Linked DNA regions of Homo sapiens: region 1 is linked to region 2. A link is an interaction called in ENCODE POLR2A ChIA-PET data of the cell type or tissue named here. Cell type or tissue: CD4-positive, alpha-beta T cell. All regions are shown on one strand. Each heading gives the region's core, and the rest is flanking DNA. Links, peaks and the distances in the headings are about the cores only. Region 1 overlaps EFCAB13 (EF-hand calcium binding domain 13). Region 2 overlaps MYL4 (myosin light chain 4).

Evidence for each region. Peaks named below come from ENCODE experiments on the same cell type or tissue, not always from the same donor. Only the 100,000 strongest peaks of a DNase experiment are listed, where the experiment ranks them.
Region 1: POLR2A ChIA-PET joins it to region 2 with 12 read pairs; 3 of 35 experiments call an interaction of 5 or more read pairs at or near these places.

The regions. Positions count from the first base shown.
Region 1 is chr17:47,333,526-47,336,446 of GRCh38, forward strand. EFCAB13 (EF-hand calcium binding domain 13) reads left to right here. Exons shown (of 25, transcript NM_152347.5): 5 at 1,671-1,831. Among named protein-coding and RNA genes, the nearest start is that of EFCAB13, 11 kb to the left of the region's middle. In CD4-positive, alpha-beta T cell, for the core only: no CTCF peak of the experiment used is centred there; no DNase peak of the experiment used is centred there.
Region 2 is chr17:47,219,299-47,222,170 of GRCh38, forward strand. It overlaps MYL4 (myosin light chain 4), which reads left to right. Exons shown (of 7, transcript NM_002476.2): 3 at 606-755; 4 at 2,384-2,557. Among named protein-coding and RNA genes, the nearest start is that of MYL4, 11 kb to the left of the region's middle. RefSeq lists enhancers at 1,434-2,090, 2,091-2,746. In CD4-positive, alpha-beta T cell, for the core only: no CTCF peak of the experiment used is centred there; no DNase peak of the experiment used is centred there; H3K27ac peaks cover 215 bases.

The DNA.
Region 1 (2,921 bases), core at 196-2,695, 110 kb after region 2:
AGAGCTTTTCCCCTATCTTCTTGTAACTTTACAGTTTTAGGTCTTGTGTTTAAATCTTTAATGCATTTTAAATTGATTTTTGTATATGGTGTGAGATAATGTCCCAATTTCATTTTTCTGCAGAAGGATATCCAGTTTTCCCAATGCCATTTATTGAAGAGACTGTTCTTTCCCCATTGTGTGTACTTGGCACCTTTGTTGAAAATCAGCTGACTGTAAATATTTGGAAAATTTCTAGGCTTCCTATCCTGTCCTATTGATTGGTGTGTCCTATTGATTGGTTATGCCAGTAACATTCTGTTTTGATTACTATAGCTTTATCATCTGTTTTGAAATTAGGAAGTGTGATGCCTCCAACTTTGTTCTTTTTGCTTAAGATTGCTTTGGCTATATGGGGTGTTTACTGTTTCCATATGAATGTTAGGATTTTTTTATTTCTGTGAAAAATGACATCGGAATTTTGAGAGGAATTGCATTGAATCTGTAGATATCATTGGAAAGTATGGACATTTAAACAATATTAATTTTTTGAATCCATGAACTTGGGCTATTTTCTCATTTATTTGTGTCTTCTTCAGTTTCCTTTATCAAAGTTTTATAGTTTTTTTTTTGTTAAAATTTCATCATTCTAACAGGTATGTAATGATGGTATTTCCTTTTAATTTGCAGTTCCCTAATCCCATTATAATGTTGAGCCTCTTTTCATATCATTATTTACCATGTTTCTGTGTATCTTCTTTGGTGAGGTGTCTGTTCAAGTCTTTAGCTCATTTTAAAATTGAGTTCTTTTTTATTATGTTTTAAGAGTTCTTTGTATATTTTGGATGACAGTTCTTTATAAAATATGTCTTTTGAAAACATTTTCTCCCAGTCTGTGACTTGTCCTTTCATTGTCTTGATATGGTGTCTTTCACAGAGCAGAAGCTTTAAATGAAGTTTAACTTATCGATTATTTCTTTCATGGATCATGGCTTTAGTTTGTATCTAAAATCGAGTTAATGTTTATAATAAAAATACTGCTTTGCAAAGAGTATGATAAACTTTTGTATCTTTCTTGGCAAAGAGTATGATAAACTTTTGTACCTTGATGCCTTAAGAGCTAGATCCAGGCTGGGAGAGGTAGCTCATGCCTGTAATTCTAGCACTTTGGGAGGCTGAGGTGGGAGGACTGCTTGAGCTCAGAAGTTCGAGACCAGCCTTGGCAATGTAGGGAGACCTCGTCTCTACGAATAATAAAAAATTAGCCACGCATGATGGTGCATGTCTGTGGTCTCAGCTTCTCAGGAGGCTGAGGTGGGAGAATTGCTTGAGCCTGGGAGGTCAAGGCTGCAGTGAGCCATGATTGCACCACGGACTCCACCCTAGGCAACAAAAAGAGACCCTGTCTCAAAAAAAGAAAAAGTGCTAGATGCAATAACTGTTAGACATATTCATAAATGATGTTCTTTTATAGCTGTATAATGCACTAAGGATAATTGGAGTTATTTAGAGTATGTACTGAATCTGGAAAAATAATACATTAGTGAGTAAAACCTTTTTCAACAAAATTCTCTTCGGTAGCACTATTTGAGAAAGAATATCAATCTAAAATGAATGATTGACCCAGAATGTCATATTTAATATGTATGTGCAAAGAGGACATGCTTGATTGTGGCTCTTATATTCCCCAGGCAGAGGAAAATATTGACTTATTAGATGATGGCTCTAATTCTTTTGCAACTGACTTGTCATCAGGAACTATTAACCACAAGAAATACATCAAGTTTTCTAAAACAATAGAGAAGGAAATTTCACCGGAAATTAGGAGTTTGAGCCCAGAATATAAAAAAATGTAAGTTAAAAACTCTGAACTTACTTTATTGAATTATACTTTTGCAAGTTAAGAATGCCAAAATGTAGCTGTGGCTTATGCGTTCTCATAATGTACCATGTGTATAGGATCATGCATATTTGTGGTCATTCTTTCAGTAGCATAATTTTAACTCCTAAATAGCTGTTCTTACATTTTTTCTGACTTCTCTCACAGCCATCTATAGGCTTCCATGTTGTCTAAGTTGGTTCTCACATTGTTATAAAGAACTACTTGAGACTACGTAATTTATAAATAAAAGAGGTTTAATTGCTCATGGTTCTGCAGACTTTACAGGAAGCGAGGCTGGGGAAGCCTCAGGAAACTTAGAATCATGGTGGAAGGGGAAGGGGGAGCAAGCATATCTTCACAAGGCCAGCAGGAGGGAGAGTGAAGAGGGAAGTGCCACATACTTTTAAACAAACAGATCTCATGAGAACTCACTCAGTATCATGAGAACAACAAGTGGGAAATCTGCCCCCATGATCCAATCACTTCCTACCAGGTCTCTCCCCCAATATTGGGGATTACAATTCAACATGAGATTTAGGTAGGGACACAGAGTCAAACTATATCACATGTGGAAGCCTATAAGTAAGCTATAAGCTAACTGGAATCATAGGATTCTAGTTAGAGGAGAACAGTTATCCATATGTCTGTTAAGTTTGTCTTAAAGAGAATTTAAGAAGGAAACAGAAGGTTCTTTCCTCTAGGCTTGGCTTTGTGTCTTCCATGAAATTAAGATATTTGAATAGTTTTTTTTTTTTTTTGAGATGGAGCCTCACTCTGTCACCCAGGCTGGAGTGCAGTGGCGCAGCCATGGCTCACTGCAACCTCCACCTCCTGGGTTCAAGTGATTCTTCTGCCTCAGCCTCCTGAGTAGCTGGGACTACAGGCGTGCGCCGTCACACTCGGCTATTTTTTTTTTTTTTTTTGAAATGGAGTCTCGCTGTGTTGCCCAGGCTGGAGTGTAGTGGCACGATCTTGGCTCACTGCAAGCTGCGCCTCCTGGGTTCAAGCCATTCTCCTGCCTCAGCCTCCCAAGTAGCTGGGATTATAGGCGACCACCACC
Region 2 (2,872 bases), core at 359-2,858:
GGTGTAGTTGTCACTCCCTTTGTGTGCACATGAAGCTGAGACCCAGCCCAGCTTATCCTGCACTCTGAGGCAGAGCCAAGATGAGAATTTAGGAATCCTCACTTCTGGGCCAGTGCTGTTTTCACTTGTCTGTCATTTCAGGAGTCAGGAACCTCACCTACACCAGAGCGGGATGTGTGGGTGGGAGGGGTGGAGGCCAGGGAGACATCTGAATTTTTTTTTTGTTTCAAGATGGAGTTTCACTCTGTCACCCAGGCTGGAGTGCAGTGGTGCGATCTTGGCTGACTGCAACCTCTGCCTCCCGAGCTCAAGCGATTCTCGGGCCGCAGCCTCCCAACACTGGAATTTTATAACAACGAAGCAATAGAAGAGATCCCAGTCCCAGCCCTGGAATGGGTCGTGGAGGCACCAGGCTGCTTCTTTGGTTGACAGAAGATGGGATGAGGACGGGTTCGAGGGACGGCCTGGGATAATGGACAAAGCGAAATATTGGGATATTTTAACAACCACACTCACCTGCTATTCAGCTTGGGTGGAGGCTGATTGGCCACCAGCCACCACCTTCACTGGGGATTGGAAGGTATAGCTGGGTCTTCTCTCCACAGAGTTCAAAGAGGCCTTTTCATTGTTTGACCGGACCCCGACTGGAGAGATGAAGATCACCTACGGCCAGTGCGGGGATGTACTGCGGGCCCTGGGCCAGAACCCTACCAATGCCGAGGTGCTGCGTGTGCTGGGCAAGCCCAAGCCTGAAGGTCAGTGCGGCTGCATGGCAGACCTCTCCCAGGGTCAGGCTTGCAGCCCCTTGGCTTCCTCCTTGTCCAGATCTTCTCTGCCATCTGCACTCTCTCTTCTCCTGCTTTAGCCCCTCAGGACCAGCCTCACCTACCCAGCTTACCCTAGTCCCATTTTGAGAATTTATCTAGACGTCCCCGTACTTAAGTGACCCTTGAGGAATGTAGCCTGGGCTTGTTTCCCTCACGAGGTTGGGAGCTCCTGTGGGGCATGAGCCACATTCTGTTGCCTCAGTGTCTGAGGAAGGCTGAGTGGGAATCTGGAAATCTGATAACTGATGGTTCCCACTCCCCAGCCCAGGAGCTCTCAGGAGGGGCATCTGTCACAGCACCGAGGTATCCTGTGGTGGCCATCGCGAGCTGTATTACAAACAATTTGTTTCTAATAATGGTTAGAGTACTGACGTTTGCAAATTGTTTGGTATAAATTAGAGCAGCTTCAAGATTCTTAGCTCTACGTGCTGCCTCTTTCATTCATTTGCATTTCAATAGGTTTTGGTGAGTGAGTGTTTAGAATGGTGAGTAAGTGTTTAGAAAGTGGTGCAAACGATTCTTTTGTGGCTCCTAAGTGTGATCATTGAGTGTTCATACTCATGTGAGCTGTGCCTCTGTCAATCATTACGGCAGATGAGAAGAGGTGTGAGGGAGTGTGTCCTGTTTGTGAATGTTGTCTGTCATGTGTGCCAGTCAAGTTAACAGCTGCTCTAAAACACACACACATGCTTCTCCTCAGTGGTGTTGGCACGGGGTTTGGGGTGGGGTGAGCCTCTCAGCAAGGGTGGTCTGTCTCTGGAGGCTTCCTGGGCCCCATAGTGGTTTCCTCCCCATCCCTTGGTTCTGGCCCGTCCCCCTTCTCCTCTGGCTGAAGGTAACCGCGGGGGTGAAGGATGTGGGCAGGAAAGGACCAGAGGGCTAGGGGCTTGCATCTCAGAAGTCAGAAGCAAGTCCTGTGTGCTTATAAAAGAAAGAAATGCCCACATTTGTGATATTTAAAAATAGTTTGCCTCTATTAAATTAAAGCCTTTTAAATACACTACCATGTGGGAGAAGTATGCTATTCACAAGAGAACTGTGAATTTATAAGAATTATTGATTCAGAGTAGCTTCAAGCTGTGTGGTCTAGTGATGGGACCCCATGCAGAGTGATGCAAACGTTGCTTTTTTCAATCCTGTTGGTTTGCCCCTGTGATTATAGGTCTGTCACGTCAAGGGTCTAAACTGAGTGTGAGGCCCGGGCCGCGTGGCACTTCAGACCCCTCACATCCTGCTGCTGCCACCCTCAGCTCCTCCGCTTGGCTGGCCACCTGGTGCTTAGAGGTCTGGGTGGAGGGCTCCTTTTTCCTTCCATCCTACTGCTTTCACTGAGAAAAGAGGGCCCCTGAGACCATCTCCCCAGCTCCCAGTCCCCTACCTTGCTTGGATGGGAAGCTCTGTGTCCTCTAGGAGCACTAATGGGTGTACCACCCAGAATTGGCTGCAGCCCAAGCCCTGGGTGCTGTCAGACTTGGGGTGAGGCCCCCTCTTGACCCTCTGCTCCCTTGAGCACCTGCTCACATTGATTTCTCTTTCTTTACCCTGCCTGCCTGAAGAGATGAATGTCAAGATGCTGGACTTTGAGACGTTCTTGCCCATCCTGCAGCACATTTCCCGCAACAAGGAGCAGGGCACCTATGAGGACTTCGTGGAGGGCCTGCGTGTCTTTGACAAGGAGAGCAATGGCACGGTCATGGGTGCTGAGCTTCGGCACGTCCTTGCCACCCTGGGTATGCCAGCTGGGCAGAGATGAAGACCAAGTGGGAGGAATGGAGGGGTGGGAGGTGCCAAGGTGACATATGCTGGTTGGGTGGGGGGTGGTATACAAGGGTCTTTGCATCCTGAGGATAATGACCTGATCCAGGCCCTGTCTCCCTGGGCTCTGCAAGAACAACCATTCCCAGTTGGGTTTGCTCAGCAGGTACCAGGGTTTGGGAGAGGAGGGGAGAGCAGGTTGGCAGAGCAGGGCTTACTACTGAGGCCTGAGAGGTGGGACTCAGGGCTTCTGTCCTTGTCTTTGCCTGAAACACTGAGGCTCTGGAAGC